Linked DNA regions of Homo sapiens: regions 2 and 3 are each linked to region 1. Evidence: chromatin loops called from intact Hi-C (ENCODE). Cell type or tissue: Calu3. All regions are shown on one strand. Links, peaks and the distances in the headings refer to the core of each region. The heading gives the core; the rest is flanking DNA.

Region 1 (8,046 bases), core at 1,912-6,911:
AGATGCCAAAAAGCCAGAAACAACCAAAGATTGGAGGGTGGGGTGAGGGGTGGGTGGAATAATGAAAAAAAAACAAAAAAACAAAAAAACAAACCAAAAAAAACCCACCAAACTCAGTCTGGCAGAAAATTTCGGTGAGGAAGTTATCTGTGCCAACCTTAGCCTCAAAGAAAAATACTCCACCCTCTTAAAGCTGCTAAGATGGCAAGGGAGGCAGTGCCTCCACTGGCTGTCCAGACCTCCCCAGACAAATGGATCCCTCCACGACCAGCCAAAGCAAACTTCCCACTACACACCACACATGCATCTGTATGCACAGAGGTCTGTCTTGTGTGCCAGGCAGTTGCTTGTGGTGTGACTTGAAAGGAGCCAGGGAAATCATACCCAACTTTCTCAAACTGCCTGTTCGGGTGCCTAAGATTCAACTAGTATTGGTTCATTCCTTTATAGTAAGAATTACACTCACCCTGAAGTTTTCTTAAAATGTGAACTAAGCCTGGGAGGACATCGCATGCAGACCAAGGCTCTTTTGTATAAAACTTGAGGTCTTAACTCCTACAGAAGGGGACTCTTAAGGTAGTTATTCAAATGAGAAAGAATGACATTCAAACCTCTTCACTGCTGCTACCCATGCCTCCTTATTCCCACTTCTTACAGGGGGTGTGAAATGTTTTTACACAACACAAAGTCATTTACCCTTCAGATGAGGCAGAAAGAGAAAGATGGAGTGACAAAAGTCCTAGCTGCATTGGACATTTTCATTGCTGCATGTTCTGCTTTCAGGCTGTGAGAGAATGGGCTCACCTGGGATTCCTTAGAGCTACATCACCGTGACTGGAATTTCACGCTGTCAAAGGGGCTTCTCCCATTTGTTGGGCAAAACTACTTCTTGTATGGAGGCTCCAGGATATCACCTTATCAGTTAGAAATAGGGTTGCATCTGGGGTTTGAGAAGGTGTCAATTACTCTGCATATTTTAAATGCCCTCTCTTGCAATCTATACAATTAAAATACTTTATGCTCTTAAATCTTTCTTGAGATGAGGCCCAGTGCTTCAACCAGAAACCTCAGAGGAAACATTTATTACATTATTCTAAAGAAACACTCATAATTAATTAAATCTGTAACCTTGAATATTCAATTCCTACTAACATAATTTTAACGATCTCTTCAAAACAATTTATTTTCGTTATCAAGCTTGGTGACCATCTCCTGTGCCTCTTGCCAGGCTCACACTGGCTCGTGCAGAAGGAATTTTTCAGTATGATCCCTGATCTGAGGGGTAAAACATTGAATTGCCTTCAATTTATAGTCAAAGAGAAAAGTTGCTGTCTGCTAGAAGGGTCCATGGGTGCTGCATAAAAAGAGAACAGGAGAGAGAGAGCTTAGCAGTTAGAGGTGAATTGGAGACGCATTCCCTTTGTCACTCGTGTGTAATTCAGACTTGGGGTTGAGTCTTGCACATGTAAGTGTGCTTGCATGTGCACACACACCCCAGGGAATCTCAGGCTAGTGAGTCCGACTGGAAATGATTCATACATATAAGATCAATACATGTTTCAGCTAACAAGCCTCCCAACCTCAGGTTTCTGCAGTGTGCCAGGCAGGAACACCTATAATATCATGCCAGAGATAGCAGTGGAACATTTCAAAGAGCATCTAGGACTATTAAGAAAATCTCAATCCAGGCCGAGTGCCATGGTTCAAGCCTGTAATCCCGGCACTTTGGGAGGCCGAGGTGGGCGGATCACCTGAGGTCAGGCATTCGAGACCACCCTGGCCAACATGGTGAAACCCTGTCTCTACTAAAAATACAAAAATTAGCCAACTGTGGTGATTGCGCCTGTAATCCCAGCCTAATCAGGTGGTTGAGGCAGGAGAATCACTTGAACCCGGGAGGTGGAGGTTGCAGTGAGCTGAGATCGTGCCACTGCACTCCAGCCTGGGCGACAGAGTGGGACTCCAACTAAAACAAAAACAAAAAACAAAAAACAAAAACAAAACTCAATCCAAGTAGAGGATGTCTTTAGCACCTTTCATATCACTTTAATCTCCTCTTCTTGTCTTGTCTGCTGGGGCTTCTTCCTCTCTCCTGGGTTACCTCCTCTGGCCTACACTGAACTGACTCCCTTCCCAGGCCTGCCACCTTCTGATATGTCTCACAATCTTAAGAGACCACTCTCTTTTTCTCGACCTCCTGCTCCTTCCCTTTACTCCATTTTTACCTCTGACTAAACTTCTGTTGTAGTTCTTCTTTGCAAGCAACAGTATAACAACTTGCAATTTACAAAAATATAGATAATTACTTTGACCCCAAACAACCCATCAGGATGATATAATTATTCCTATTTTAACATAAAGACAAAATATAAGGCTCAGAGATTCAGTGTCTTGTTCAAGCTGCAGGGTGAGTGACAAACTCCTGTCTTTCTGTTCCCCACCTGGGTCTTCTACCATCAACCATGCAGGCTGCATAACTACCTGGGCCGTGGTCTCTTCTCAGCACCAGTCCACCAGGCTTCCCAGGGCAGGCTAGAGGCTCCAAAAAGGTGAGAGAAAGTGTCTTTCTTGGACTTCATTTTTTTTTAAGTACGAAAAAAGAAAGAAAAGAAAAAGCAAACAGTAAATTTGCAAATGAGGTAATTTTCTTGATGTTATATCCCTTTATTTTCTCATCATGTGACAGCCTTACCCTACTAGAGATACTCTAGTATCTCCTTAATAATTTTAACTTGACCATGTTTATTAAAGAAGGTATCACGTGGGCCCAAACTGGGTCCCCACTTTGAGAGAAACTCCACCTTGGATGAGTTAATAAGCCTGAGAGCGAAGGAGTGTGTACTTGTGGGTGCAGGTGCCTGGGAGGGAGATTGGAGGGGGATGGGGAAGGAATCCTGGAATCTCTTCCAAGTCTGAGTTCCATGGAGAGAGAGAGGGCTGGATGTAACCCTGAAGGTGTCTTTTTTTCAAACAACTTCCTGAGACTCATGACACAAGCAGTGCTGGTTCAGGGCCCTCCCTGATGGCGAGGTGTAAGGGAGAGATGTGGAGATGGGAAAGAGCCAGGTTTCTGACAGAGGGAGGCTTGAAGGAAACACAGCTCATTTGTGCCTTTGAGGGAAGTGGCAGGAAGGGACATGAAAGCTGCTCTCACCCAGGGGAACAGAAGCCATGGTTCTGAATTCTGGAGGCCTCAGAGGAAAAGGATTGTCAGGAGACTATGTGAGACATCCCAGACTCCCATAAAAATAATGCAGGCACCTTTGAGGTGGGGAAAAGACCTAGGTCTTGCACTTATGCAAGAAGGAGTTTGTGAAATATGACCATCAATGGTAACATGACTTCCATTACTGAGATTAGCAGGTCCTTGGGAGGCTGATAGCTAAATATTGAAAAATCTCAACATAAATACTGGCTAATCCTCCAGTCTTTTTTTCTTTTTTGAGATGGAGTCTCATTCTGTCGCCCAGGCTGAAGTGCAATCTCGGCTCACTGCAACCTCTGCCCCCCGGGTGCAAGCGACTCTTCTGCCTCAGACTCCCGAGTACCTGGGATTACAGGTGCCTGCTAATCCCACGCCCGGCTAATTTTTGTATTTTTAGTAGAGATGGGGTTTCACCATCTTGGCCAGGCTGGTCTTGAACTCCTGACCTCAAGTGATCCACCCACCTCGGCCTCCCAAATCTTCCAGTCTTTCATAAACAATATAACAATTCAACTTTCAAATAACTGTTTTTGAAGAAAAGTATGTATTTGATCTTATAGCATTTACAGGCAAAGATTCCTTGAGAAGACTGCCCATTGGGTGACACCAGCTTCCTCAGTATCCACTGGGCAAGATGCTTAGTGGTGTACGGAGATGAGTCAGCCTCCCCAGGCTGCCTTCCCCTGCCTACGCCTAATAACCTCTGACAAACTCCCTTGTGAAACTGAGGCACTTAGGCAGGAAGTGGGAATTGGCCCATCCCTTAGAGAGTTGAGACAAAGCTGAAAATGAAGGCAAAGTGCATTTTCTATGAGAGTATTTCCTCATTCTTTTTCTCCATGGTGAGTATACATCCAGCCTGAAGACTTAGCTGTGTGAAAGTGCAGAAGCCCTGGGCTCAGGCAACTCTGAATTGAATTCCTATTCTGTACTGTATGAGACCAGGGACAATGGATGGGTAGACAAATGGCACTAACTGTGAAGGACAGGGCCACATTCCAGTTAGGAACTCTGTACTCAGACTGCCCAGGTGTGATTCCCTGCTCTACTACTATTGGGTGACCTGGGGTAAAGTATGCAACCTTGCTGAGCCTCAGCTTTCTCGTCTGTAAAACTCGAAAAGTGGTACTACCTCATAAGGTTGGTATGAGGATGAAATGAGAAAAAAACATACAAGACCCATAACTTCTGGCACGTTTCATGCACTCGATAAACATTACCTATTAACTGTGGCTGCTTTTAATGCACTTGCATTTATTTATACCTGAGCTGACATTATTTTTTTAAGGTTCGTTTATTGTCTTTTAGTTAGGAGTTGCTTTTCTCTTTGAGGAAGTGTTCTTATCTCTTACTGATCCAAGACCCGTAACCCTCTTTCCAAACTCATCTTTAGATTAGGGGTATTCGCTTTCTACTTTTTGTTTGAGTGCTTCCATTGCAATACTATCCTCAGTGCATTCTAATTGTCTTTTTGTTTGTCTCCTTCAGTAAATCACAGAATGTTTGAGGGCCAGGGTTCTTTCCCCCAGAGCCCAGCACATATTTGGGCTTTGCCAAATGCTTTTAGATAAGTGTAGATGTGGACAGATATCCTTATCTAAAAGAGATTTTGATCAGAAAGAGGAGAAAAGCTTTTGAAATCCTACCCTACCATATATATCAGAATATAAGTGCCCTGGGCTAGAGCTGACAAGTGGCCCAAAACACAAGAGACCATGTTTTCTGCCTCGAACAGCAGTGGTTGACCTGCAAGGCTATCTTCCTGGAGCATGTGGCGATCAGGGTGATCTGGGAAGTGCACCCCTAGCCTCAGTATGGCCTCCAGAAAACATAGCTGCGGCCCTGGGGAGTGCCTATGGAAAATGGAGAACTTGGCTGAGGAACGGCAGCTGCCTGAAGAATTGAACCTGACTCCTCCCTCTGCTATTGATTTTCCCTCCAGATAATCTCCCCAGTCCATACCCTCCATTCTGATCCCATAACCTTGGCTTTAGTTCAATTTCTTATCAATTCTTGCCTGAATTACTGACTTGACTCACAGGTCTCTTCCATTCCATTCTCCACAGTGCTTCTGGGGTGAGCATTCTACAACAGATTTGTCCTCACTCCCTGTTCCCTTCCCAACCTGCCCCCAACACCTGCCATTGTTCAAGGTCTATCTGTTGCCCTTTGAATAAAGTCTGAATTCCCTAACAGGGCTCACTAATCCCTTCAGGGTGGGTCTCTGCTATCTGCCCATTTCTCATTCTTCTTCCCCCATTCTCATTCATCTTCCCCCAGTTCCCTACCTGTGAAGTTCCTAAAATGGCTCCTCTTCTAAGTCCATGTTTTTGTATCCTCTAGAATATTCCTTGTCCCCTCCCTTGTTTGTTAGATACAATGAAGTACCTAGATCTGTGCTGCCCAGATATTTCTGCTACCACAGCAATAATCATATTAGATTGTAATGCACTAATTACTGCATTCATTCATCCAACTTCCATCATTTTTTCATTCAAAGCCTTCATGGTTGCTTCCTGCATGCTTTTCTTGATGCTAGGTACACATATATGTAAGCAAGCCAGACAAAATGTCCTGCCATCATGCAGTTTGCATTCTAGTGGGAGGAGACAAATAATAAACACATGAACAATGTATATTCCAATAAAAATGTGATTCAAAAGTCTGAAATCGGAAATGTTCACAAAATTCAAGGTCTTGAATATCTGTGGCTTGCCCATCCCTGAAGTTCCATGACAGGGAAATCTGAAATCTGAAACTTTCTGAGCACTGGCATGACACTCAAGGGAAGTGCTCATTGAAGCTCATTTTGGCTTTTGGATTCGGGGGATGCTTAACTGGTATAGTGCAAATATTCCAAGATCTGACAAAATCTGAAATCCTAGACCTTTCTGGTCCCCAGCATTCTGAATAAGGGATATGCAACCTGTACACATTTTTGAAGGACAAAAAGAGGTTGAAGTGAAATGTTGTTTAGAGAGTGCCACGAGCATATGGGTAGGTGGGAATCAAGGAAGGCCCCTCCGAAGGAGATGATATTTGAGTGGAGTTGAAAAACGCAACGAGAGGAAAGCTACTCACAGAGCAGTGGATGATGTGTTTGGGTAAATCTCCAGGGAAGGGCTCAGCTTGGTGTGCTGGAGGAAGGAAAGAGGCCACTCTCTTTGAAGCACATCATGAGCCCCCACTAGTTATAAGCTCTCCCAAACCCCGGAAAGTATCTCATGCCTTACCACATTTCCAGGGTCTAGCCAAGTGCCCAGAAAATAATAGGCATTAGTAAGTATTTGAATGAGTTGTTATAATCTTAAAGTTATATTTTCCTTGGTATTTAACCATAATAGCTTACAAAGGGCTTATATTTTTGAGAGTTTATATCCTAGGGATTTCTATCCTAGGATAACTTTAATAAAATATTCTTGTCACCATTCCAAGGGGCTTGTTCATGGTTTGTTCTCTGGGCTCTGCTCCACTCTCTGTTGGCTGCCATTTTGGAGAAGATTGCTACCTGGTCCACTGCTGCAAGCCTACCACAGTAGGGAATAAAGTCATGCTGGGCTTAAAATGTACTTTAGTAATGTGGCTAGTTACTGGTTGTTATCAATATAAATATATGAGTACCAACACAGAGAACAAACCAAACTAGAAAACCCCCTGGAAATGGTAAAGGAAGCTGTTGGTTAACAAATGCCTACACAAACAAAAGAAACATTGTGAAGTATGTGGATTTAAGAAAAATAGCACTGTTCTCTCTTAACCACAGCGTTTTTCAGTTGTCTTCTATTAATCAAATTCCCCATAGTCTTTCCATACTAAGATATTCACACTGCATCATCACTTAAAGATTGACAGGATCCTGCAGCCTCACAAGGTCTTGAATATCTGTGGCTTGCCCATCCCTAAAGTTCCATGGTAGCCAATGCTTTTATTTCCTGAATGGGCTCTCCTTCTGAAGCAAAACTTTTCTAGAAGGAAACAACTTTTACTTCAAATGGTGTGATTGTTATTTTTACAAATTCTCTCCAACTGAGCATCTTTCTGGAACAGTTTTCAAACTTGTTCCTCAGTAATAACTTTTTCTTTCTTTTTTTTTTTTTTGAGACAGAGTTTCTCTCTTGTTGCCCAGGCTGGAGTGCAACGGCACAATCTTGGCTCACTGCAACTTCTGCCTCCCAAGTTCAAGCGATTCTCCTGCCTCAGCCTCCCGAGTAGCTGGGATTACAGGCATGCATCACCATGCCCGGCTAAGTTTTTATATTTTTAGTAGAGACGGGGTTTCTCCATGTTGGTCAGGCTGATCTCGAACTCCCCACCTCAGGTGATCCACCTGCCTCGGCCTCTCAAAGTGCTGGGATTACGGGCGAGAACCACCACACCCGGCAATAATAACTTTTTCTCCTTGATGCTTAATGAGAACTTCTCCTGAATTACTCTCATATAAAAGAGATCTATGGTGCTATCAATTGCCTTAGCTGATTCCACTTAACCTCTTGAGCCTGCTGATGATTGAATCAGTGGCTTAATAATGTGTTATTTTTAAAAGAACAGATTTATATTTACTTACAGCAAACACATTAAAGTAATCTTGATTCAATGCAAAGCTTATTAAACATTCCTTTGTTTGGAGAATTTGGTCTCTTTGGACAATATGAGTTCAACAGAAGCTCCAGTTTGAGTCTAAGTAGACAGAACCTACCAGAAAACAACTTGGAGATGGGCTGAGAGGTGTTGTGGGAGAGACCTCACTGTAAGGGAAAAAAAGAGTCGGCAATAAGAAACTTTAGACTTTGGAGGGGAGGGACAGTTCCGAGTTTAGCATGTGGCTGTTAAATCACTTAGAT
Region 2 (8,046 bases), core at 2,098-7,097, 52 kb after region 1:
CCTGATATTTTCATTCTGCAATTACAGGAAGATATTATTTGTATTTCTATTTAACATTTACATAATTCTGTCTTGCTTCATAATTAGCTTTGTAAAGAATGTCTGCTTTTCAAAAGAAGACATACATGGAGCCAACAAGCTTATGAAAAAAATTCAATATCACTGATCGTTAGAGAAATGCAAATTAAAACCACAGTGAGACACCATCTCACACTAGTCAGAATGGCTATAATTAAAAAGTCAAAAGATGACATGCCAGAGAGGTTGCGGAGAAAAGGGAACACTTATACACTGTTGGTGGTAATGTAAATTAGTTCAACCATTGTGGAAAGCAGTGTGGTGATTCCTCAAAGAGCTGAAAACAGAACTACCATTCGATCCAGCAATCCCAATACTGGGTATATACTCAGAGGAATAGAAATCATTCTACCATAAGAACAAATGCAACAAATGTTCATTGCAGCACTATTCACAATAGCAAAGACATGGAATCAACCTAAATGCCCATCAGTGACAGACTGGATAAAGGCAATGTGGTACATATACACTGTGGAATACTATACAGCCGTAACAAAGAAAGAGTTCATGTCTTTTGTGGGAACATAGATGGATCTGGAGGCTCTTTTCCTAGACAAACTAACCTAGGAACAGAAAACCAAATACCTCATGTTCTCATTTATGAGTGGTAGCTAAATCATGAGAACTTATGAACACAAAGAAGGAAACAACAGACACTGGTGTCTACTTGAGGGTGGAGGGTGGGAGAAGGGAGAGGATCAGAAAAGATAACTATTGCAAACTGGGCTTAATACCTGGGTCATGAAATAATCTGTACAACAAACCCCTGTGACACGAGTTTACCTATGTAATAAACCTTCACATGTACCCCCGAACCTAAAATAAAAGTTAAAAAAAAATAGTGTCTGTTTTGTTCTTCTATTACTAACTCCATTCCGTTATGTAAATACGTACTCACACACTACCCTCATTTCAATAAATATGTTCAGATAGTGATAAAGAAGACAAAGTTGAGAGTATGTAAGAATAGTACCAATAAAGTTTTAAAATTAATCTTTTTAGTGAGTATGCATAAATTAGTCCCTCCTTATCCATACGGGATATATTCCAAGACCCCAGTGGGTGCCTGAAACTGCAGATGGTACCAAACTCTATATAGGCTATGTTTTTTCATGCATACATATCTATGATAAAGTTTCATTTGTAAATTAGGCACAGTAAGAGATTAACAACAATAACTAATCATAAAATATAATAATTGTAACAATATACTGTAATAAAAGTTATGTGAACCTGATCCCTTGTTTGTTCTGTGCCTCAGAATTTCATACTGTACTGTACTATGGGTAACTGAAACCATGGAAAGCAAAACCAGAGGTGGGGGGGGCACTTCTTTATGCATAAAAATGCATAAATCCTAGGTGTAAAGATCAATTAATTTTCACAAATTGAACAAACCAATGTAATAAATACACAGATTAAGATATCAAACTTTTTCAGTACGCCAGTCATTATAGCTCCGAAAGTAACAGACATTTCCAAATTACAAATTATTGGGGCTATTTCTCAGAAGTAGGACAGACCTCCACCCACATTTTGATTCCAGTATCAAGAATGATGACACCGCACACATTCCAAGAAGGTATGAGAAGGTTTATTGCATAGTGAGACTTTCTGGGGAGAATATGGTAGGCCTCCCACACTGGTCTGAAAATGGCTTGGAGAAAGTAAGAAAGTGAGATTGGCCTAAGGTGGTTGGGGTGGGGTCAGGGTGAGTGTTCCTTCATGGAGAAAGGTGTTTGCAGGGTTTCAACCACTCTCTGTTATCAAAGAAGGGAGCGCCAAGATTTGTTAATCAATTTGGTCAGATGTGTGGCAGAAGGGAAGAAGGAAGGGCATGGTTTTAAAAATATCCGCAGTCCAACTTCAAGACATGGAGTCAGACTTTTTAATCTTTATTAATTTATTTAATTTTAATTTTATTTCTTTTTATTTTGAGACAGGGTCTCCCTCTGTCTCCCAGGCCAGAGTGCAGTGACATGATCATGGTTCACTACAGCCTCAACCTCCTGGGCTGAAGTGATCCTCCTGCCTCAGCCTACCAAATACCTGGGACCACAGGCACATGCCACCACGCATGGCTAATTTTTGTATTTTTTTGTACAGACAGAGTTTTGCCATATTGCCCAGGCTGGTCTCAGACTCTTGGGTTAAAGCAATCTGCTCACCTCAACCTCCCAAAACGTTGTCATTACAGGCATAAACCACTGTGCCCAGACAGACTTTTTATTACACAAACACAACCAATGTTCATTTCTTGCTCATGCTACATGTCCATGATGGTTTGGGTAGGGTCTCTGGTCCATATCCTCTTTACTCTAGATTGTCAGAGAAACTATTCTCTGGAGTATTGCTGACTTTCTAGCAGAGAAAAATGAAAAAATAGCCTGTTTCATGCAAGATCTTAAAGCTTCTGCCCAGAAGTGATGCGTGTCAATTGCACTTATATTTGTTCACCAAAGCAAGCCACATAACTCTGCTGGATACAACAAGGGAAGAAGCGTGCAATCCACCATGTGTTTAGAAGGAGGAGCACCATTGTGTAAAGATTATCCTAACACAAAAATATAAAACTAAAATATAAAATAGAAGGAGGAGCACCAGAAAAAACGATGAACAACGCTGTTGTCTACCCCAGGTGGATGTTAAAGGTTGAGTAGGGCATTGACAGGTGAAGAAAATAACACTGTTGAAATGGAAGGATTAACATGAGTAAAGATGTGAAGGGTGCCTGGTATGGCCCAACCAGAGTGCCTAAAATGGACTCATGGAAATGAGCTTAGAAAGCCTTGAACATTAAGTATTTTGCATTTATAACATGTGATGGCAGAAATAATTTTTAGAATATTAAAAAGTGTTTTTAGTAAGGTGATTTAGATATAGTAAATAAGAAATTGGAATTCTATTATAATAGAGGAGAGCGAATGAAGGTCTAAACTAGACAGTTGCGGTGGGGATGAAAAAGTGGAGGCTGCACCTATGGAGGTCCAATTGGATATGAGATGAGAATAAACTGATAATTATTCCATCTTCTTCTTCCTTGGTTGACTGGAAGAATGATGGTGGCATGTCATAGGGCACAAAGAGCCACCCAGGGGAAATTAATGTTTGCTTCTGAAAATGCTGAGTTTAAGGTGATGGAAGTACAAGGAATAGACACTCAAAAACTGCTGTGTAACACCTAAGAACAGAAACAAAACTGGACTCATAGATGCTAAAATCAACATCCAATAGGTGACTTTTGAAGCCATGGAATTGGATGAGGTTGCCCAATGAGGGAGACTACAAAGTTAGAAGGAAAAAAAGCTGGCCGGGTGCGGTGGCTCATGCCAGTAATCCCAGCACTTTGGGAGGCCGAGGTGGGTGGATTACCTGAGGTTGGGGGTTCAAGACCATCCTGACCAACATGGAGAAATCCTGTCTCTACTAAAAATACAAAAAATTAGCCTGATATGGTGGTGCATGCCTGTAATTTCAACTCTCGAGAGGCTGAGGTAGGAGAATCGCTTGAACCTGAGAGGCAGAAGTTGCAGTGAGCCGACATCGCACCATTGCACTCCAGCCTGGGCAACAAGAACAAAACTCCGTCTCAAAAAAAAAAAAAAAAAGAGAAAAAAGCTGAAGATGGAACTTTGGTGAACACTTACATCTGGGGACCATGCTGATCATATAAAAGCTAGTAAAGAAAACAAAGAAGAATCTGTCTGAGACAGGAAAAGAGCACAAGCTTCAGGAGGAGAGATTCAAGAAAAAAAAAAAAAAAAGGAGTGGTTCACAGTGGCAAATTCTGCCAAGGGGACACATAGGAGGAACACCAAAAAGATGACAGTGGAATGCCTGTGAGAGGTGACAAGTGATCTTTGCGAAAACCATTTTATAGAGAAGTGAAATTAGAAGGCAGGAAGGTTACAGCAAGAGAGGGGAATAAGTAAATATAGATTATACTTTTGGTAAATTTGGGATTGAAAAGGCAAGCTATGTATGGGAAAATAGCTTAAGAGAAAGGCAGAGTTTCTGGAAAGTTGAGCTATGTAACTTGGCATGCCATCTTGCACACTTTCTTTAGAGCAAGTGTTTTCATTAAAATAAATTATGCTAGAATCTAACTACAATTCTTGGTAGGTTCTGAAACACATCATTAGTACCTAAGAGAATTCCACAGGGGTGGGTGTGAGGCTCAAGATGGACGAAACAGAATCAGCCCCAGAATTGTTTCCGATCCAGAATGCGGCTGGGTTTGGAAGCTGCCCAAATGTAAGATGAGACCTGCCAGTGGTCCTCTTACCTTACATTCATTGAATCAGCCTGAGAAAGGGGCCGACACAGAGGAAAAGAGCCCAGTGAGACAGTCTGGAGAGAAAAGCATACGTCCCTGCCTCTAGCTGGGCTTGAAGCAAGACCTGAGTGTGCAATTTTCCGTTATGAGACCCAATCAACCCCCTCTATTAAAATTAGTTGGAGTTTAGTATCCTGTTATTTGCAACTAAGAGTCCTAATACATAACATCACTTAAAGCCATGTACACATCCTTCTATATCACAGGTGGGATTTTAAAGAACTAACATTTGTTGAAATCTGTGAAGTCGCGACGGTGAGAAGGAAATTCAGAATAGAATTGAACATTTGTCTTTCCTTTAATTATTAATGGTTTCACTATGTGAATAGGAAAAATGTTGCAATAAGCTAAACATTAACTTTTGAATCATCAGTGTACACAGTTTTCATTGGGATACAGTTATGGAGATATTTAGTTGTTGTTTTCCTCAGCCTTTAAAAAAATAATGACATTGCCACAAACAAAAGGATCATATCTTTGATCTTTTTAAAGGAAAAAATTTCCATCTTTATGATATAATTGCAAGGTCCCAAGATCTAAAAGGATCTTTACCCATACAGGCTGCATGGGCTGGTCTTCCTTATTTGTTTTTGGATTAGTTCCCAATTGACATCAAACACAGCAGCAAGACCCTTTTCTCTTTTGTGTTACAAGCAGCATCAATTTGTGAATTGTAAATACCCAAACTCTCTCCTGAAGATTAGCTTAACTAAATTGTCCTGGGGCAAGAGATGAGGAATTCATCCTCTACTTGCATGATTAAAAAAAAATTAACTTTCAAAAGGAGCAGGAAGAAGCTTGTCCACAATAAATCACTAGCAAGCAAGTGTTCTGAAGGGGAAAAGGTTGATATTAATAGAGGCAGCATTTTTCTTTCAGTAGAAAAGTTCTTTCAGTGAATTTGGAACTGACAGCCTTCAAAACTTAGGAAGTTAAGGATTAGAATGGCACAAATTTAAGAAGAAATATTACTGTGTTTTATATACTTGAAGATGTTTCTTCCTCTAATTGGGAGGTAGTTACATTCAAATGTCCAAATTACCTACAGTGTTTGTAAACTCCACATATCTAAGGCCACAGTTCACTTTTTGTGTATATGTAAAGGAGTTTGACTGATCCATTTAATTATCAATGAGAATAAAAGTATCAATGGGGATACAAATGTGGCTTGATAAAGAGATGGTCTTTAGACTTGGCATATAATTATATAGAAAATTTCTTAGTGCATTATCATACATTAGAGAGAAAAAGGCAATGGCCCGGGGGTCAGAAGACTGGTTGCTTTACTGCTACCAAATTAGAAACTTGGATAAATTAGCTAATCTCTCAGGATCTCAATTTCCTCATCTGTTACAGGTTATTGGGGAGGATTCTATTGAGACTTTTTGCTGATATTTTAGCTACTATTGCTATGTAACAAATTATCCCAAATTTATTGGCATAAAACAACATTTTATCATACAAATGAGTTCTATGGGTCTGATATTCAGGCAGGGCTCAGCTGGGCAATTTTTTTGCTTCTTGGGGCAATTGTTGAGGTCATCTCAGCTGGCAGATGAGATAGTCCAAAGAGTTCAAGACAACTTCACTCACCTTTCTTGGCAGAACTGAGCTCAGTCTGTCAACTGAAGTGCCTGTACATGGCTTCTCTAGCATCATGGTCTCTCTGACTTGCAGGTTTTAGGGTGGTCATACCTGTTACATTGCAGCCGGCTTCTCCCACAGCAAGCACCCCAAAAGAACCACGTGGTTCCAACATAGCAGCCTTAGAAGTCACACACCATTTTTGCTGCTCTCTGATCATTGCAAGTTTGCTCAGATTTAAGGGCAAAGAATATCAATTCGAACTTTCGACGAGAACAACATCAAGGAATTTTACATCCACATTTTAAAACCACCACACCTACTTATAAGGCTCCAGATATGATCTCTTATCATCATTCTCCAACACACTGTGTCCTCTCCTATATTTCATTCGTTCATTCATTCATTTATCAAATATTTTACTTCATACGGGCATAGCGGGTAGCCTGTCAAAAAATTGACTGGCAAAGCAGAAACATAATCTCTGCTCTCACATAGTTTATGGTCCAATGCAGGACACATATATTAATCAAACACAGGCAAATATACAATTATAAAATCTACTACAAGCCACAAAGGAAAAGTACAGGGATCCCTGGGTACACAGCAGAGAGATCTGGCTCAATTGAGGTAAAGGGGAGGCTTCCCTGTGGAAGGAATGTCCACTTTGAAATATAAAGAATGGATTGGAGCTGGGTAGGTGAAGAGTATCAATATTGCCCCTAAATCTTGGTCTCCTAATTTAGAAGAACCCATTGTTTCCACTCGACTTGTTTTTTAGCAGTCATTGATTTCAGAAGGTATTGATATTTGATACTGAATATGTAGCCTCTGATTTGTTCTGGCCTTCTTGGACCTCTACTAGCTCCCTACTGCTAGCTGAATAAAATCAGTAGGTTTAGTAAGGCACTGGAAGCCCTTCATGTGCCAGCTGCGTCCTAACTTCATGGCCTCATTTCCTCCATCCATTTTGGATTCCACGCTCCAGCTACACCAGCCTGCTTGCTATTCCCAGGGCATGCATTAATTTTCATGCCTCTGCGCTTTTATTCTCACTGACCTCTCTTTCTGAGATGTGTTTCCTCTTTGTCTCCACCATTAAAATGCTATAATCTTTGCAGGTCTTGATCAAGTGCCACTCCATTGTGAAGGCTTTCCTGATCCCAGGGCATAATTACTCTAACCTCAGAGTGTTCTCTATAGCTCTTTACTGATACATCTTTTCAATTCTGCTTTGCTGTCTGTTTCTTCACTCCTACTGCATTTAAAATCCTTGAAGACAGGAACTGTGTATTAAGTAGGCCTTGGTCCTGCAAAGTGCCTATCACAGTGTTTTCCACACAGTAAGCGCTCAATACTTGTTTGGAGATTGAAGGAATGAATGAATCATGTATACTTGGCCCTCCCTATCCAGGGGTTCCGCTTTCATGGATTCAATCAACGACAGATCAAAATATTTTTTAAAGCAAATAAAAAAATACAACGATTAAAAATGACAGAAATAATATAGTATAACAATTATTTACATTGCATTTACATTGCATTAAGTATTGTAAGTAACCTAGAGATGATTTAAAGTACAAAGGAGGATGTACCTAGGTTATACGCAAATACTACTTTTATATAAAGAACCTGAGCATCTTCAGATTTTGGTATATGTGGGGTCCCAATCCTGCCCCCTTACTGAGGCACAGCTGTATATCATTTTGAAGATTACAGGGCCATCAAGTGCAGGGCCATTTGCTACTTTTTGTATACTCAGCACTTAATGTCGTGGGTGGTGTCCAATATTAATATTCACTGTAAATAAGCTTGTAGCATTTCATATGTGCATATTTTAAATGCCACTGAACCTACTAGGTATTTTTTACACAATTCTGGTTACATTTTTATGCACTTCCACTAAATCAATAAACTCTTTGGGGCAGGAATTGTGCCTTCTCTGTATTTGCGCCTTTATTCTCCCAGATATTTGTTTTACATATAAATTACTGAGGTAAAATAAAAATATTTGATGGTTCTTAGATTCGAAAGTTACTCAGATACTC
Region 3 (8,046 bases), core at 1,320-6,319, 62 kb after region 1:
TGCCTCCCAGTTTCAAGTGATTCTCCTGCCTCAGCCTCCCGAGTAGCTGGGAATACAGGCGCCTGCCACTGTGCTTGGCTAATTTTTATATTTTTAGTAGAGATAGGTCTTCACCATGTTGGCCAGGCTGGTCTAGAACTCATGACTTCAGGTAATCCACCCACTTCGGCCTCTCAAAGTGCTGGGATTACAGGCATGAGCCACTGCACCTGGCATGCATATTCTTAATTTTTAATAAATTAATGAACTAAGTGAAATTAGAATTATTTTATATTCTATTGCAACCTAAGAAAAAAATGAATGAATTAATAAATTAGGGTCACTTTAAAGTAAAAATAAAATATATAAAATATTTTGGTCACTTGAGTATTTCAAGGCAGAATTGATAACATAAATTTTTTCGTTTTTCTAAATCAGTTTTATCATTGTAACATATCAATTATGAATACCTTTCTTCACCTACCAATTCTGACAACCTTTTCTATTGAAAATATCTATTTTTTTAATGCTATGATTTAAAAAAATCATCATAAAGACTCTATCCTCATAGGTAAATTATATCTTCTAGGATGTCGAATGAGCAATGCAAGTCTTATTTTTAAGAAATAGATTTATAGAATAGAAAAACAATGCAGTCTTTGCAGGAGCTTCTACAAACAGGAGATGTGAGAAGTGTTCAAAACAAAGACCGGGTCATCTTTAAAAATATAGGAAGTTTTGATCTTTCTCCTTGCCTAGAGCAAGGTGAAAGGGTAGATTCTTAAACTAAGTCTGATCTGTATATTTAAGTTAAACAACACTTTCAACATGTATGGGCAAGCAGAAGCATTATTCAAATGGTAAAAAATACAGGCTCCAGATTTTGTAACTATACGAATATATCATGCAAAATAAATACCTTTTTCTCCCTCCTAGGTTTAACTATAGGAAAAAGAATCCTTAAAAAGGAATGATTCAATGGTGTAAGAATGCAAATTTGGCAAAGTAATAAAACGCTAGTAATTCTGGACATTTTACATTCTTGCCTATAACTGAAAGTTCTGTACTTCTTTCTAGGGTTGGTATGCTTCCCAGCCTTATAACCACTGATACTTTTGACAGATCTTGGAAAGAGTGACTCATTTATGAAGACGCACAACATTTAAGAAAACAACCACAGGATAATGAGGGAAAGGTGTGACGACTAGGCTTGTGTTTTGACTAATCTTGGGGAAATATATAAGCCTTTCAGATATTCGCTAATTTCTCCAGGAAAGAGCATATTTGTCACTGCAAGTCCCATCCAATTACTGTGAAATGATTTATAGAAGCACTCTTGATTCGTGAGGGCTGACACCTAGCCACTCAACTGCCATAGAGAGCTTAAATCTGTTTGGCAAACCTAGGACAATATCTAGAAACATTGCTTAGATATATAAATCTATCAAGGATACTAGGAATTTACATTTCTGAAGTCATAACTTTGATTTTTTTTTTTTTGCAATAGAAACTTCTCACCCCTGCTTGCTCTCGTTCACTGAAGTAAAAGTGTCTTAGTAGTTTGTTTTGAAATGGAAAAAAAGTATTAAGGAGTTGTTCTCTTCTATCATGTTTGCAGTTATTGCTTGATGGATTCTGCTAACTCCCAGGAGAATCCAAGTGGGAGGACAAGTAGAAGAAAAAAGAGTCCAAAGGCTGGAGCCCTCAGTTTGTTGTTTATGGAACATTCCTGCAGTCCCCAGAAGGGGCATGGTAAGTGGACTAGACACCCAGTTTCGGGCATTACTCATCGGGCACCCAGACACTGGAACAGAGGTATGTAGCAGAAGCCCAGTTATCTAAACCCAGTCATAAAGGCAGAGATGGAGAAGCAAGAGTGGTTTGATGTGGAGTCTCAGTGTGTTGACTTAAGCCCTTAAACTCTTCTGGCTTCGATTCAGGTCTCTAAACTGGTTTTTAAGAGCTGGAGCAGGTCCGTCTGCATGTGGAGTCCAGGTCAAGGTCTACCATATGGGAGGCCAGTAGTGTCACTACAATTGTACAATTTGCACAAAAGCACCTGGCCAGGCTGAAACCTAGCCCAGGGCTCCTGTTCTCCAAACCACGTGTTTCACACAGCCTGTGTTGTCTCATCAACACCACCTTTTTGTAAATCTGAAAAGATTCCCTATGTGCCTGGGGTGACCTGCCAGGAGGCTCATTTGTCCCAGGACTCACAATTAGGCAGCTCCCTAAATTTATACTTCTGGAGATACCCCCAAGATATGTTATTCCTACAGTCAGAGAGATACTTAAGATTGAAAGCACGAAACTGGTTCATCGTTCACTTAAACCTATGCCCTATTGTAAGACAACCTATCACTTGTGGTGTAACATTTGTGTGAATCAGAAAAAGGCAGATACAGCCCTGCACCAGGTTTGGCAATTGTGAACCAGATTTTAATCCCCGCTCTTCCCCTTGGTCGACCTGCACAGTCATACCAGGTAGCTCTGCCTAGATGTCACTTTAAAAAATAAATCTGGAAACTATTTTGTAAATTGCAAGCTTATATTACACATATTTTTTGTTGTAGAGTGTTAATTGCTTTAATAATGAAAAATCACACAGTTTTTATAACTAAGTTTTAGCATATCTTCATTTAAAAATATACCAGGACTATTAAAAAAAATGGAAGTGGGCTTGGTCTCTCGCTCTCTCTTTCTCTCTCGCTTCACCTTTGAGAAGGCCCAGCCAAGGAAGAGCAGGGAAGGAGGCTGGAGCTGGAGGCTTGCAGGCTTGACACCTTCCACTCCAAATATTGGAGATAACTGAGGCTGCCTGTCATCTCTAATAATTTTTCCTCCAGGAAATGTCATTGCTTCATTGCATTGCAAGAAAATGATGTCATAGTATAGGGCCCTGATCCGTTTCCTGACTTTTAACCTGAGTCTCATAACCTTTTTCAACTGTACTGAACCCAGAGAAAATGAAACACATCGAAATGCGAAGACCAGCACATCTCATAAAGGCCTTTGAGGCCCCAGGGTGGGGTTAACTTATGCGTATATATTAATGATCAAAATACAGTCTTGTTTGGGTGTCACATCCTGGTTATGGCATGGACCCAGTACCTAGGAAATGGAAAGGAAATAGGCTTCAGGATGTGTCTGTAATTTCTTGGCAGAAACCCTTCCTCTTCCTATATTGGGTTTAATTAGTAGTGACAATGTTAAATTTAATTAGGATGTCTTGCTTGTGTTTTCTTCTGTTGGTGGTTTTTGTTGTTAAACTCCCTGTGAAAATCAAGAATGGTCCCTGAACTGATATTTGAAATCTTACATGCTGCATTTGTGTCTCCACATCTTAGGACTGGTTACAAGCCCAGCCCAAATGACATTATGGAGCTATTTCCTGGAATGTCAAGGGCTGAAATTGCCCTGTCAAGAATGAGTCTGTTCTTTCAGGGATTTCAGAAAGCAAGGGCTCAAATTGCATTCTTGCTCTGTTATTATAAGTTTTTCCTGGCAGGAAACCACTGGGTCTCAGAAAATTTGCATATATCCAATGAGAGTGATCTACTGTTCTATGGAGGTTTTCAAGATTGCATGACAACACCGTGGAAGAATCTCATATGGGAAAAGGGGATTTTTTTCCCCCTTTCCCTAAGCCCCATTTTAAATAGTTTCCTTCCCGCAAGCTGATGTGTCCACATTCAAAGAGTTATAAGTAACCCAGCCCATTTTCCTGCCTTGGCCTCTGCCACTGGTTCTATAATATCAACAGCCACACAAAACTGGAAGCAGGTTGTTTAAAGTAAAGATGCTTATTCCTTCCAGTCTGTGAAACAGACTTTTGTGGCATATGAAGGCAAGAAATAACCTTTTAGTTCTCCCAGGCAAGGGCACAGCAAAATGACTCTTCATTTCTTGTTAACTGTAAGGGCAAGAAATACCCCCACATATTTCATGATATCTGAATATAATTTTTAATGTTATACCTGGGATTTCGGTTAACCTAAAAGACATGGTACTGGACTACTTCACTTGGTACCATAAAAGTTTTGTATCTGTTTGTACTCCTCAGAATTGTGTACAAAAATATTAAAGTAATTCAGATAATATACTGACACATTTGAAGTCCCTACTTGTGTAATCACCAGACCCAGGACTAGATATTTTATTGCTCCATTAAAGTGACAAATAAACATGTGTTGACTGAAGAGCCAGGGGCTGGGAGGCACTTACAGGACTTCCAGACACCAATCACAGGACTTCCTTTTATGTCACAGGAATCCAGTGAAGAATGACTCAAGTAACTGCATCATGCTCACATTATTTGAGCATTCGTACCCATTATTGGGTGTTCTGGTTATTTATTTGCTTATATTTGCTTTCTTATTTATATCCCACTCTGTTCTGAAGAAATTTAAGGTGACCACTGGGCATTTTATCAAGAATTGGAGCTCAGGCTGCTAAGGCATCAATTGTAGGACCAGCTGTGTGCCTTTGAACATGTCACTTAGCCTCTCTGAATATCGGATTTTTCATCTGTAAAATGAAGGTATTTAACAGTTTCATGTCTAGAGTGTTATATGTAAACTTTTTTCTCAACTTGTTAATTATCAAACGCATGGACTCTATGTAGACTGTTACTCAAAGGCATCCAATAAATGCGTTGCATGACTCTATAACACTACACGCCGATTTTGAGTGCTCACAGTATGTTGGATTTTCTGCTCTGTGCTTTACCTATGGGGTATCATTGAATTCTGTCAGCACGCCTGTGAATTAGCTGCCCCCATCAGCTCCATCTGACCAGGAGAAAACTGAGGGGTTGCCCTAAGATCACAGAGGGCCAGGATCTGGGTTTCTGGGCCAGGGGTTCCTCATTCCAAAGCCCCACCCACTTTCTACTATAGGACATCTGTGCATCCCAGACTTTAGTGTGCATCATTGTCATCTGGAGTTCAACTTCCTAAACCAGATTGATGAGACCCAAGCCCACACTTTCCAGTTCATGCAAGTTCCCAGGTGATGCCGATGCTGCTGGTCTGGGGACCACAATCTGAGAACCACTGCATTATGCTATAAAGAACTACAGTTGCAGGACCAAGACATAAAGAATGTAAGAAGCAGATCTCTAACCAAATGAAGAAAGAACCTGGACATTTCGAGCTACTTAATAGCTGAATGGGTTGCCTCTTGGGAATGGCTGAACTGTAAGGGGCATATAGACCTTGGGACATTTGATGAGAAGTTGGCCTAACGGACCTTGAAGGTGCCTTCTAACTATTAAACTGTCATGAGTGCCAAAGACAAGAGACAGAGAGTCTAGGAGGGAGGGTCACACTCCCTATGCAGAAGGCCCTTCTCATTACGGCACAATTCAGTGTTTTAACTGTGCTTTGAAGATTTTGAGTCACTTTGGTAATGGCAATGAAGAAAAGCTGAGAAAAACGTTTCCTCAATTTAGGTAATACGGAATTACAGTTTAATGAAACACCACACAAGGAACAAGAGAAACTTCAAGACAACATTCATTCACTGTAAATTTATATTTCGAATTTTAAAATTTCTATAACGATAATAATATAATTTCAATTTTTATGTCATAATATATAAATCAGAAAAAAGTTAATTTTAAAAGGCTAACATGTAAAACTATTTAAATTTTTATTTTATAAGGACATAGAGGGAAAGAGTTTAAAGATCAAAATTATTTTGTAAATATTTCAAAATAAAGATCACATATAAGGCAAATTTAGGAGGAACACTGCTCCAAATTTACTGTCCATTCTTTTGACCCCAGGAAGAAAAAAAGAGACGTGTTTATTTCTATAGTTTATCAAAGAAAAGAAAGTGTCTCTTCTGACATTTAATTTAGCCTTTTTTTTAATGTCATAGGAACCCAGGGAAGGATGACTCAGACAACTGCATCATGGTCCTACTTAAGGATTTAAGAGGAATCAACAGAGAACAAAATTGGTGGTAGTGGTGACAGGGGGTGGCAGAAAGATATAAAAAAGAAATACATGTGTAATGAAATAATCTGGCATAATCATAAAACAGGAAAAGCCATCACTTTCGTGGATGCGCCTGTCTAAGGAAGCGGGAAAGCTCTCTGTTGAATACTCTTGTTGGTCATTTGCTGTTAGTTTTGTCTGGTTTGGATTGGGTTGGAGGTTTTCAAAAATTAACAGAAGGTTAAAGGGCACTATGCAAATTCTTTGATAGGGAGCCAAGAATTTAAATTTCATTAGGAGTGAGGGGGAGGAATATTTCTTGAGCACCTATCAATTGTATGCCCTGTGTCGGACTCTTATGAGAAATTATATCCTTTTCATTCTTGCAACGTGTGAGGTAGGGGTTATCTCCATTTTATAAATGGGGAACCTTAGGCTCAGAGAGGTTTGCTATCAGTTTGCTCAAGGCTAGTCAGATGATTAGTAACAGAAGAGATAATTAAACCTCAAACTGTCTGACTTCAGAAGTGCCACCGCACACCAGGTTCTCCATGTCTCATAAATAATGGTGAAAACAATTCTTCTCCGACAAACCACTGCTCTTTGGCATGGAAATGCAAATCCACTTTTTCTCTCTACCCTTTCTTGGAGAATTCTTAGATTCCATGGTACATTCCCTATGACATGTAAGTTGATTTTAGATTTGAAATACTCCTGCTGTAAGTTTAGGTAAGATTTAAGCTATGGCTAGGAAGACATAAAATGAAATGTAGTATTGCAATCTGCTACTCTTTTGACCCCCACACTCCCCGTCCGACCTTTCCTAGTCTCTTTTTTATTTTACACTGCACTTACCCTCTTCTAATATACTGTTTAATTTTTTATGTTTATTATTTATTCTGTGTTCTTCTGCTTGAAAATAGACTCCACATTTTTTGTCTGTTTTCTTCATAGATGCATATCAAGTTTCTAGAAAAGGGATCAGCAAACTTTTCTGTAATGGGCCACACGATGAATATTTTAGGTATTGTGAGCTATGCAACTTCTGTTGCAACTATTCACCTCTACCATTGTGGTGTTAAAGCAGCCATAGACAATATATAAACAAGTGATCATGGCTATGTTCTAATACAAGTTTATTTACAGGCACTGACATTTGAGTATGATATAATTTTCATGTGTCATAAAATTTTTAGTTTTTTCCCAATTATTTAAAAATATACAAACTATTTTTAGCTTGCAGGTCATATAAAAACAGGTGGATGGCAAGTTGGGGCCCTTGGGCTATAGTTAGTTTGCAAACCTCTGGTCTAGAAAATCATACCTGGTACCTATTACTAGTATGTGATCAGAAAATAGAATTTATTGAAGTTATTCCAATAATAAACATTATATCCCATTATCTACCTGAATCAGAGACTAGCTCACCATCCCAAGAAACAATAGGTAGCTCAGGCAGCACTCCAATGCATCCCTCATGTCTATGGGAATGGCTGCTGCTGCAGGGCAGGACTGAATTTACTAAGACACAAATTGTTTGACTAGACGAGACCTCTGAGAGTATCTGAATGGCACTTCTCAACTGCTGGTGGCCACACCCCTGGGAGACAGAGAAGACCTTTTACAAAAAAAGTTATTGCATCGTTAAAAGCTTTAGAATGTCTATTTTAATTTCAATTTAAACGTTAACAATAAATCAATTTGCTTTTGAAGAATCCTTTGGGGCCGGGTGCGGTGGCTCACACCTGTAATCCCAGCACTTTGGGAGGCTGAGGCAGACAGGTCATGAGGTCAGGAGTTCAAGACCAGCCTGACCAACACGGTGAAACCCCGTCTCTACTAAAAATACAAAAAATTAGCTGGGCATGGTGGCAGATGCCTGTAATCCCAGCTACTCAGGAGGTTGAGGCAGGAGAATCGCTTGAACCCGGGAGGTGGAGCTTGCAGTGAGCCGAGATCGCGCCACTGGACTCCAGCCTGGGCGACAGAGCCAGACACAATCTCAAAAAAAAAAAAAAAATTCTTTGGGAATATCAGGTGGGTGTTGGTTTATTTCTCATTTGAACATTGTTTTATACTACAACTGTTTTAAACTATCATCCATTTTTAATTGTCTTCTTTTCCT

The links. A loop is a pair of places that touch in the nucleus more often than their neighbours do. Peaks named below come from ENCODE experiments on the same cell type or tissue, not always from the same donor. Only the 100,000 strongest peaks of a DNase experiment are listed, where the experiment ranks them.
Region 2: a loop joins it to region 1, with 2.9 times the contacts of the local background. A loop is called at or near these places in 1 of 110 quality-filtered maps.
Region 3: a loop joins it to region 1, with 4 times the contacts of the local background. A loop is called at or near these places in 1 of 110 quality-filtered maps.

What each region holds. Positions count from the first base shown.
Region 1 is chr3:171,932,565-171,940,610 of GRCh38, reverse strand. LOC105374218 (a long non-coding RNA gene) reads right to left here. Exons shown (of 4, transcript XR_924719.2): 4 at 1,968-2,573. It overlaps LOC105374217 (a long non-coding RNA gene), which reads right to left and starts at 1,722. Exons shown (of 4, transcript XR_924718.4): 1 at 1-1,722. RefSeq lists a silencer at 1,998-2,292. In Calu3, for the core only: no CTCF peak of the experiment used is centred there; DNase peaks (open chromatin) are centred at 3,920, 4,240 and 4,990.
Region 2 is chr3:171,880,383-171,888,428 of GRCh38, reverse strand. The region is part of intron 2 of TMEM212-AS1 (TMEM212 antisense RNA 1); the gene reads left to right. Among named protein-coding and RNA genes, the nearest start is that of TMEM212-AS1, 16 kb to the left of the region's middle. In Calu3, for the core only: no CTCF peak of the experiment used is centred there; a DNase peak (open chromatin) is centred at 4,388.
Region 3 is chr3:171,869,948-171,877,993 of GRCh38, reverse strand. It overlaps TMEM212-AS1 (TMEM212 antisense RNA 1), which reads left to right. Exons shown (of 3, transcript NR_046852.1): 3 at 1,598-1,642. Among named protein-coding and RNA genes, the nearest start is that of TMEM212-AS1, 27 kb to the left of the region's middle. In Calu3, for the core only: no CTCF peak of the experiment used is centred there; DNase peaks (open chromatin) are centred at 1,943, 3,533 and 3,663.